Regions from separate parts of the Homo sapiens genome. Here region 1 is linked to region 2. Evidence: chromatin loops called from intact Hi-C (ENCODE). Cell type or tissue: natural killer cell. All regions are shown on one strand. Region 1 has its middle 180 kb from the start of EFCAB11. Region 2 has its middle 66 kb from the start of FOXN3-AS2.

The links. Peaks named below come from ENCODE experiments on the same cell type or tissue, not always from the same donor. Only the 100,000 strongest peaks of a DNase experiment are listed, where the experiment ranks them.
Region 1: it touches region 2 in a loop (2.8-fold over the local background); 4 of 110 quality-filtered maps call a loop at or near these places.

Annotation. Positions count from the first base shown.
Region 1 is chr14:89,773,588-89,778,587 of GRCh38, reverse strand. No RefSeq gene overlaps it. Among named protein-coding and RNA genes, the nearest start is that of EFCAB11, 180 kb to the left of the region's middle. RefSeq lists enhancers at 4,608-4,687, 4,676-5,000. In natural killer cell, a CTCF peak has its summit at 2,731; DNase peaks (open chromatin) are centred at 4,417 and 4,807; H3K27ac peaks cover 960 bases.
Region 2 is chr14:89,507,544-89,512,543 of GRCh38, reverse strand. It overlaps a transcript of FOXN3 not described here. Among named protein-coding and RNA genes, the nearest start is that of FOXN3-AS2, 66 kb to the left of the region's middle. In natural killer cell, no CTCF peak of the experiment used is centred here; DNase peaks (open chromatin) are centred at 1,953 and 4,733; H3K27ac peaks cover 2,294 bases.

The DNA of each region.
Region 1 (5,000 bases), 270 kb before region 2:
TGATATGGGGGGCACCAGGAGACAAAAGTTGGTGACAGGTGAGGTGGGGTGGGCACTGGTGAGGGGGGAAATGACCAGTTCTCTCCTGGAATTCTGACTTCCATAACTGAGTACAGAAGGTCAGTGGGGTCGAGAGCTCCAGAATAGGCCCTTGTTTGAGCTGAGTTTTGGTCACACTGACATCAGTAGACATTAACGGCCACTTGGCCACTTTTTGTTCCTCAACACAGATACCTCTTTCTCCAGCATGTGCCGTTCTACTTGGAACACTCTTTCCTGCTTATACTTCACTACTCATCCACCAGCCACATCTCAGCCCATCTCAGCCCCAAGGGTCAACCTCCTCAGCAGGGAAGTCTTCCCACTTTCCTCAGACTAGGCTCAGTGTTTCTTACTTTTTGTTTTTTGTTTGTTTGTTTGTTTGTTTGTTTTGGAGACAGGGTTTTGCTGTGTCGTCCAGGCTGGAGTGCAGTGATGCGATCTCGGTTCACTGCAACCCCTGCCTCCCGGGTTCAAGCGATTCTCATGCCTCAGCCTCCAGAGTAGCTGGGATTACGGGTGCACAACACCATGCCCGGCTCATTTTTGTGATTTTAGTAGAGATGGGGTTTTGCCATGTTGCCCAGGCTGGTCTCTAACTCCTGGGCTCAAGCGATACACCCACCTCGGCCTCCCAAATTGCTGGGATGACAGGTATGAGCCACTGCACCCAGCCATCTTTCATAGACTCTTATAACATGCTGTACTTTTCCTTCAAAGCAATTGTTATTATTAAAATTACATAATTAGTTGTTTAAATTCTATTTCTCCCACTAGAACGCAAAGTCTATGTTCGGTGACCATATCTGTCTAATTAACACAGCAGACAGGTGGTTCTGGAGCCAGAGTCTCTGGGTTCAAATCTCGACTGCCCCGCTTCCTAGTGGTGTAAATATGGGCAAGATATTTCACCTTGCTTTGCCTCAGTTGCCTTGTATGCAAAATTTGAATTATAATTGTACTTCCTTAATAGAACTTTTGGGAGTATTAAATGAGTTAATTAGCATAGAGTGTTTATTGCAGTCCTTGGGATGTAATGAGCACTCAATAAATGTTAGCTATTATTATTCATCACTGTGTCTCTAACTACTTGATGGATGGATAATCAGATAGATGGATGGACTAATGAATGGATAGGTGGAAGGATGGAAAGATAGGTAAAGGTGGTAGGAAATAAAACACGGTCTTTACTAAGTTATATTGATTGAGCATAGTGGAAATGCAAGGAAGCCCAAATGGTATTGTGAAAAGAGGAGATGGCCCGTTCTTTACAACATAATTACATTTCAAGATATTGAGTCCCCTTAAGATAAACTTTGGTTATCTTACGTAACTTATAAGTAACTTACGGTTACTTTCAGGCAGAGCCTTAAGTAATCTCCATCAAGACTTCTTCAAAGATAAACCAAGTTATTTGTCACTTGACTTCAATAGAGGGGAAAAAAAATCACCACAACCCAACTATCTCCTTCTTAATTAAAAACTGTGCATTTCCCAAATTAACTGATTTTTTTAAAAAAGATATAATCTAAAAGCTCAGTTTAATCTGATTTAAACAATAAATTGATTCATTGGCTTATTCAGTCTTGTGTTTCTCCCTCAAATGATAATGGAATTCCTACTGTGTGTCAGACACTATGATAGGTACTGGGTAGTTACAAAGTCAAATAAGATATCGTCAGGCCAGGCGCTGTGGCTCATACCTGTAATCCTAACACTTTGGGAGGCTGAGGTGAGAGAATCACTTGAGCCCAGGAGTTCAAGACCAGCTTGGGCAACAAAACAAGACTCTTCCTCTACTAAAAGTTAAAAGAATAAAAAATTAGCCAGGCATGGTGGCACATGCCTGTAGTCCTAGCTACTCCGGAGGCTGAGGCGGGAGGATCGCTTGAGCCCAGGAGTTGGAGGATCGCTTGAGCCCAGGAGTTTGAGGTTGCACTAAGCTGTGATCATGCCACTGCACTCCAGCCTGGATGACAGAGTGAGACCCTGCCTCTCCAAAAAAAAAAAAAATATATATATATAGTCATTATCCTCAAGGAGCTTAAGATCTAAATAAACTTTATAAAAAACATAAGTAAAAACTTATGATAGCTCTACCTCATCAAAATAAAACAAATGCAGAAGCAAAAGCTATTTTCTGAACAGGAGAAGCAGCCTGTTATGGCTCAACCCCACTCTAATCCCAGCTCTGCCCTGGGTTCGATGGTGGGACCTCTGGGGAGAATGGCCAAAGCTGCTCAGTCCCAGATGGAAGGTATTTTCATTACTGTCACTGTATTTATGAAAGGAACTCATGTCTGGAATCTCCTTTTCACCCAAAGAATTCTCTTTTTGTAATTTATTACAAAATTCAAGGCCATTTCATTAGGGGGCAATGCGCCATGTCATTATTACAACAACTCCCCCTGTTTTTGTTCAATTTTGAAACTGACAATCTAAAGACTATTTTTAGCTCAGTCAAGTGAGATTATTTGTTTCCTTATTATGAAAAGTTTTTCCTTCAGACTCTAGTTAACATGAATTTTATTCTCACTTATTATGTCACATGCTCCAATTCAATTTATTTTAAAGCGGATTCTTTGGGGAAAACTGTAAAGCTAATTTGAATTGATTCTTTAGAGATTCCATTTTAAATGAAGTGCTATAAAAATTGGCAGGCAAAGTGAAAAAATGGAATTGAATTTTCTTCTTCGGCTACTCATTGGATTCAGAAATCTTGCTTTTCGACACTGCCAAGGGTTTTGATATAATGTTTTATGCAATTTTCATAACATTTATCTTAAACTCCACTGCCTTTGGTTTGGTTGTTCAACTGCAAAATGGTTTCCTGATATTTCCATATAAAAAAAGCAGAGTTTTTGCTACAGGAAAAATTTGGTGTTTTGATACAAACTTTCTAACATCCACTATGGTACCCATCTATAAAACATCTGGTGTAAGGCAGGTGTTTTAATTCTGGAGTGAATATCTAGCCCTTGTGGACAAGCTTGTTAAGGGGAGTGTGGAATAAAACTGCATCCCGAACTTCCTTCCACTTTGAACAGTTTATTTGTCTTTCTTTCAAAGTTGATGGATTTCCAACTTGAGGAAAGTGTGGAAATAATAGGCAAGAAGCCTGATGGCTTAATTTCCTGTCCCTCACAGACCCCAGGAAGCGCTCATTGTTCCTGAGAATAGGAGGCTCCAAGCTAATCAGAAACAGCCATCGTTTGGTGGGGACCGGGGCCCCGGGATTGGTCCGTCTGACTCCAGTTGATGATTTACATCCTATTATTAAGAATCTAATGGGAAATACATCGAAAACACATGTCTGCCATTTCATTTTGAGACATACTTGTTTTCTTTGATGTGTTTTTTAAAGGGAGTTTTATTTCACACTCATCTCTTCCCTTGAATTCCCTATACAGCCACTATCGTTCCTATTGACCCAGCTGGTAAGCTCATTGCCAGCTCACCAAGGGTCTTCGCTCACTTTGGCTCTGCTGCCATTGAATATAGCACCGAGTACTCAGAGTGATTTCCCCAAACTCTGGTTAGCCTTGAAAGCAACAAATCACTGTTGCATGAGTTTTTGTTCTGATTACAGAGACGATAATCATGTGAAGTTAATGCAGGTGTCATTAGGGTTTCGGCAAAAGGAGCAGACCCAAGACCGACTTCTCCATCAGACACACAATGTCTACAGCCCTGGATACTTGCAGGGCCCAATTTTAATTATAATTTATTTTAAGATTGGAGGAAAATGAGTATAATAGTGAATACATAATAATGAATCCAGCCTAGGTAGTATTTTTTTATACCAACATAATTACAAAATGTAATTTTTGTGGGGGCAGGGAGGAGTCTTGCTCTGTTGCCCAGGCTGAAGTGCAATGGCCTCCCAGGTTCAAGCAATTATCCTGCCTCAGCCTCCCTAGTAGCTGGGATTACAGACACCTGACACCAAGCCTGGCTAATTTTTGTATTTTTAGTAGAGATGGAGTTTCTCCATGTTGGCCAGGCTGGTCTTGAACTCCTGACCTCAGGTGATCCACCCACCTCGGCCCCCCAAAGTGCTGGGATTACAGGTGTGAGCCACCACAGCTGGCCTAAACTATAATTTTTTAAAAAATGTTTTAACAGTAGAATAAGGTCCATGAAGGCAAAGTGGCTCAGCGCATAGAAGTCATAATTCATCTGAGCAGAACTGCTGTGAGTAACATGGAATAAGGGACCGAGTCTAAGGATTGGCTTTTCTGTGACTGTGGCAGCTGATGGAGAGGTCTCAGCAGAGCTGCTAGACCTCTGTATCTGCAGATGGGCTTGAGGTTACCCTAGGTCACAAAGCCAGCAGTTGAGAAAAAAAGCCGGATGTGAAGGCTGTGGTTCTCAACCCGGGACGACTTTGTCCCCCAGAAGACATTTGGAGTTGATGCCTGGAGACAGTTTTGGTGGCCACAACTTAGGTGAGAGTGACGACTATCTAGTGAGAAGAGGCCAGGAATGCTGCTAAACACTGCAATGCACAAGACAGCCTCTGACCACAGTTATCTGGCTTGAAAGAGCAACAGTGCTGAGGCTGAGAGACCCTTATGTGAAGAAAGGCCACAACCTATAAGCCATGTCTGCCTCTTGCAGCCCCCCTCAGTGAAGGGATAACCCAAAGCAGGAGTTGCTGTCCCTCATCATTGAAGAACACTTGCACCTGGGAGGATTTGGCGATGCTAAAGAGGGATATGGGGCAGCTGCTGAGGAACTGCAGGGCTGGCTGCCCCGAGCCGCCACCGGGTGAGTCAGCAGATCAGTGGCAACGCACTGGAGCTACAGTAACAATGCACAGTGCCCCGCACCCACCTGCGGAGCGTGAGAGCTGCTGCTTCACTTCCACCTTCCATATCTCATGCAAATTTCTCTCCTGGTCAGCCCTAACTTGAAACCCTACAGGAAAGGAACTCTAGAAAATGTAGTTCCAGGTTCAC
Region 2 (5,000 bases):
CAAACAAACCTTACTAGAATAACTCTTATCTTCCGTGGGTTTCCCTCATATATTTCCTAGTCACTTTCCCACAATTTTCTGCCCCTAGCCCAAACCCTCTTTTCCTTTGTCTTGTCCAATCTCCACAATTTACTTCTCTTTGTTAAAATGGTATATTTAACCGCTTCCTTGTGGTTTTCACGTCTTTCTATAAAGCCCCTCTCCCTACCCTATGCCGTGTAAAAATGTTAACATCAAATAATTATTCGTATGCGTTTTCTACTGTTAATCTTTTATCAGTTCAATTCACAGGTCCCAGCCATAGAACCTAGAGAAAAAGTCTCTTCCCCTTCAGTTCCCAAGCTGCTGGTCATACTGCCCCTCACTATGGCTTCATGTCCTGCTCTGGAGGGTCACAGAGAAGGTCGTTTGTTGTAGGGAAAGAGCTGAGAACAGCGGTGTGCCCTCTGAGAAAGCAGCAAACTGTCCTTTTTGCCTCTAAGGGTCTGTACTTATGGTTTGGCCACGTCCCCACCCAAATCTCATCTTGAATTGTAGTTCCCTTAATCCCCATGCATCATGAGAGGGACTAGGTGGAGGTAAGTGAATCAGGGGCAGTTTTCCCCATCCTGTTCTTGTGATAGTGAGTGCTCATGAGATCTGATGGTTTTATAAGAGGCTTCCTCCTTTGCTGGGCACTTATTCTTCTTGTTCCTGCCATTATGTGAAGAAGGACGTGTTTGCTTCACCTTCAACCATGATTGTAAGTTTCCTGAGGCCTCCCCAGCCCTGCAGAACCGTGAGTCAATTAAACTTCTTTTCTTTATAAATTACCCAGTCTCGGGTATGTCCTTTTAGCAGTGTGAGAATGGACTAATACAATACTCTTCATATCAGGACTGCAAAGACCACTGAGCACAGGTTAATTCAGGTGCAGTCCTGTAGGGGGTAACCTCAAGGCTTCAGGGCAAGTTGGTCTTGGAGTAAATGTGAGTTAAAATGTGAGTTATAAACCAGGCAGGTCGGCTGGATGCAGTGGCTGGAGCCCATGAGACCAGCCTGGGCAACACAGTGAAACCCTATCTCTACAAAAAAATTTTTAAAGTTAGCTGAGTGTAGTAGTGCACGCCTGTAGTCCTAGCTACTCAGGGGGCTTAGGTGGGAGGTTTGCTTGAGCCCAGAGGTTGAGGCTGCAGTGAGCCATGATTATACCATTGCACTGCAGCCTAAGCAGCAGAGAGAGACTGTCTCAAAAAAGAAAGAAAGAAAGAAAGAAAGAAAGAAAGAAAGAAAGAAAGAAAGAAAGAAAGAAAGAAAAGAAAGAAAAGGAAAGAAAAGAAAGAAAGAAAGAAAGAAAGAAAAGAAAGAAAGAAAAGAAAGAAAGAAAGAAAGAAAGAAAGAAAGAAAGAAAGAAAGAAAGAAAAGAAAGAAAGAAAGAAAGACACCAAGCAGGTCTTTTGAGATGCTTTACCGCTGGGATGATTGGAATATGAGTTGGGGAACCTTCTGGACACTCATGAACGCCTGCATTGGTCAGGCATGCACTTTTGTAATGGAACAGGAGAAGAAGCCTTTGGGAAAAGGCAGGGGGTGATGAATTTGGTTACTGTTTTCTTTTCTTTGAGATGGAGTCTCACTCTGTCACCCAGGCTGGAGTGCAGTGGTGTGATCTCAGCTCACTGCAACTTCCGCCTCCCGGGTTCAAGTGATTCTCATGCCTCAGCCACTAAAGTAGCTGGGATTTACAGGCGCACACCACCACGCTTGGCTAATTTTTGTATTTTTAGTAGGGCCGGTGTTTCACCATGTTGGCCAGGGTGGTCTTGAACTCTTGACCTCAAGTGATCTGCTGGCCTCGGCCTCCCAAAGTGCCGGGATTACGGTGTGAGCCACCGTGCCTAGTCTGGGTACTCTTTTCAGTCTACAGTCTCTGAACTCTGACAACTTCCTGTCGCTCTGAGTGTGACTGTGCTTGTGGTTCCTCTGAGAGTCGAGGTGGAGCTACCCACCCCCTCTCCACACTGGTCTCATGTGTGATCGGAGCTGTGTGCTGGGGAGATGCACAGTCAGGTTAGAGGGCAGCTTGGGTCCTGGAGCTGCAATGGACACACACCCCTCTCTGCTTAGCTGTGGCTGCCCTCAGTGCATATGCAGGGCTGGCTCCCTGGCAGATCTGACTTTCTCTGGTTCTGTGGCTGTCATAAGATTTATTCAGAATCCCTCTTATGAGTTTTGGAACTGAAGCTGTTCTCAAACCAGTCGCAGATTCTACTTGTTAAGAGAAGCAATGTATACAGAATATCGGCAGTTAGGAGGCATGCGTGGGTTCCAGTCCCAGTCTCACTGGCAGTGAGACCTTGAGCAAGTCACTCAACTTCCCTGAGCCTCAGGGTTTTCATGTGCATCATGGAGGAATTCTCCTTCCTGCCTCCTGCTTTTCTCTAATCTTCCCCCATGGTGAGAGGCCTCTCCCAGGAGGAGGTCTGCCTGCTGATATCTATCCGCCTCTCATCCATGTGGGTTCTATGGGGAGGAAGGGGGAATTCCATTAAGCTGACTGGTGAATGAGAGCTGGGAAACATGGGGAACATGCCCTTCTTCATGGGAAACATGCCCTTCTCCATGATGTCCATACTTGCATGACAGGATAAAACTATCTCCTGCAATCTGCCACAATGGGTCATTTTGAAATCTCGAAGAAGTCATTTATTCAGATTAAAACTATTTATAGCAGATGTAAGCAAACAATTCATTGGTGTCCTTGAGATTGATGGTTGGCACTTTACAGTTTTCATTAAAAGTTAAACTCTTTCTTCATTCAGCAAATATTTCAGTGCCCATTATGTGTCCTGTACTGGGATACAGCAGTGAATGAGACAGACCAGATCCTTGCCCTCTTGGGGCTGGCATCCTAGTGGGGAGATGGACAATGCTGGGCGTGGTGGATCATGCCTGTAATCCCAGCACTTTGGGAGGCCGAGGCGGGCAGATCACCTGTGGTCAGGAGTTCAAGACCAACCTGGCCAACATGGCGAAATCCTGTTTCTACAAAAAATATAAAAATAAGCCAGGCGTGGTGGTGGGCACCTGTAATCCCACCTACTTGGGAGGCTGAGTCAGGAGAATTGCTTGAACCCAGGAGGTGGAGGTTGCAGTGAACTGAGATCATGCCACTGCACTCCAGCCTGGGCAATAGAACAAGACTCCATCTTAAAACAAACAAACAAACAAACAACAACAAAAAAAACTGTATATAATTTGCAAATAGTGGTAAGTGCTATGGATAAAGATGAAGCAGGGAACAAGGTCCAGGAGATGCAAGCATGGGTGCTATAACTTTGACCCAGAGGGCAGGGCAGATTCCTTCACTGATGGAGGGGAGGGAAAGGCAGGTCGATGCTCAGCCAGTGTGGAGGTACTGATAGGGACCTGGTCCACTCCAAGACTATCAGGGAGGTCAGGGTGGGTGGAACAGAGTGAGAGGGAGGGAAGTAGGAGATGAGCTCAGAGCAGTATCAGTGGGGGTAGAGCGGAGGCTGGGGGTAGATAGCAGGTGATGTAAAACTGGTGGGAGGGTGTCCAGGGAGGTGATATGACATCCCTCCACAGGGCCAATCCATAGCGATTGTTTTATTCTTTGCCACATGCAAAGCCTGTCATGTGGAAGGCAGGAAAGGCCTAAAATCATAAGGGCACAGTGGTGCTGTTCCAGATCCTGTTCCTCAGTGCATGGTCCCAGGGCCAGCAGCACTGGCATCTCCTGAGTGCTTGTTAAAAATGCAGAATCTCAGCCCTACCACACACCTGCTGGATCGAAACCTGCATCTCACAGGGCCTGCAGGTGATCCATGGCCCACGAACATTGGAGAAGCAATGGTCTGGAGTCATCTGTGACTTTGGGCATCAGAAGCCCTGGGGGCTGCTCAAAACATGTCTACTTCATTGCCTGCTGGCCTCAGTTTTCTTGTAGTTTCACCTGCAAGGAGATGAGAATGATGCTGACATTCTCTGCTCTGCCCAAGCTCTTCGGCTTTTCTGAGCGAGTGCCACTTTCAACACCGCTTTCCCCATCCATCAGACCAATCTCTCTCTGGGGTGGTGTAGACTGGGAAGGTGCCTCTGGGAGCTGATACTCTGGCTCTGTGGAATTTCTAGGCTGTCTTTCTTCAGTGTGCTCAGAGAAGATGTTCTTTCCTCATAGTAGAGTATTACAAAGTCTATATTGTGACAGGGAACGGTGCTGCCTTCTCTGTGTGCACATAATGCCACTCCTCCGTTCAGCAGGGCGTATGCTTTGAGCTGAGCCACAAGCCTGGTGATTCACCTATAGGCCAAATTCCCATCATTTATTGCCAGGTCCCTTATGCACCCAGTGGTTCCAGATGCGGAAGGCTGGTTGCCTTCAAGGGTAGATGGAAATGCCTGTTTTCATGACAAGCACAGATGTTGTATTGTATTGACTGGTTTATGCTAGGATTGGGCATCATATAGTCGGCCCACCCTCCCAAAACAAAACACACAGCCCTGTGGCCTGGGTCCCGAGCCTGGAGTTTTCAGGTCTAACTATTTGGCTTAACTATTGTTAACTCCTGAGGGACTCTGGGTGAATGACTTTCCATGCGTGAACATCAAGCTGCTTATTGATAAAACAGTTACAATCATTTCTACTTCACAAGTTATTGAGGCTTCATTATCTAAATGCTTTTGAGAGCTGTCCTTAAATGTGTCATTTCCAGGCTTACGTCACTACATACTAGTGTGCCTTTTTTTTTTCTTTTTTTAATGAGTGTGAAATTGTCTCCCTCCTTCTGTTCATTTAGACTGCAGCATTGATGAGCAGGTAGTGGCAAATGCCTCTTCATATTACTCACAGATTACTGTGGGTTAAGAAATAAACTGGGCATTGACCTTTCCTTGCTGTTTCTGAATTAGTCACACACTTCTCATTGTTTGTGTATGGCAGCAGCATGACCTAAATAAAGTTAGGGTTGATCTCTTTCAGAATATATTTTGGATTTCTC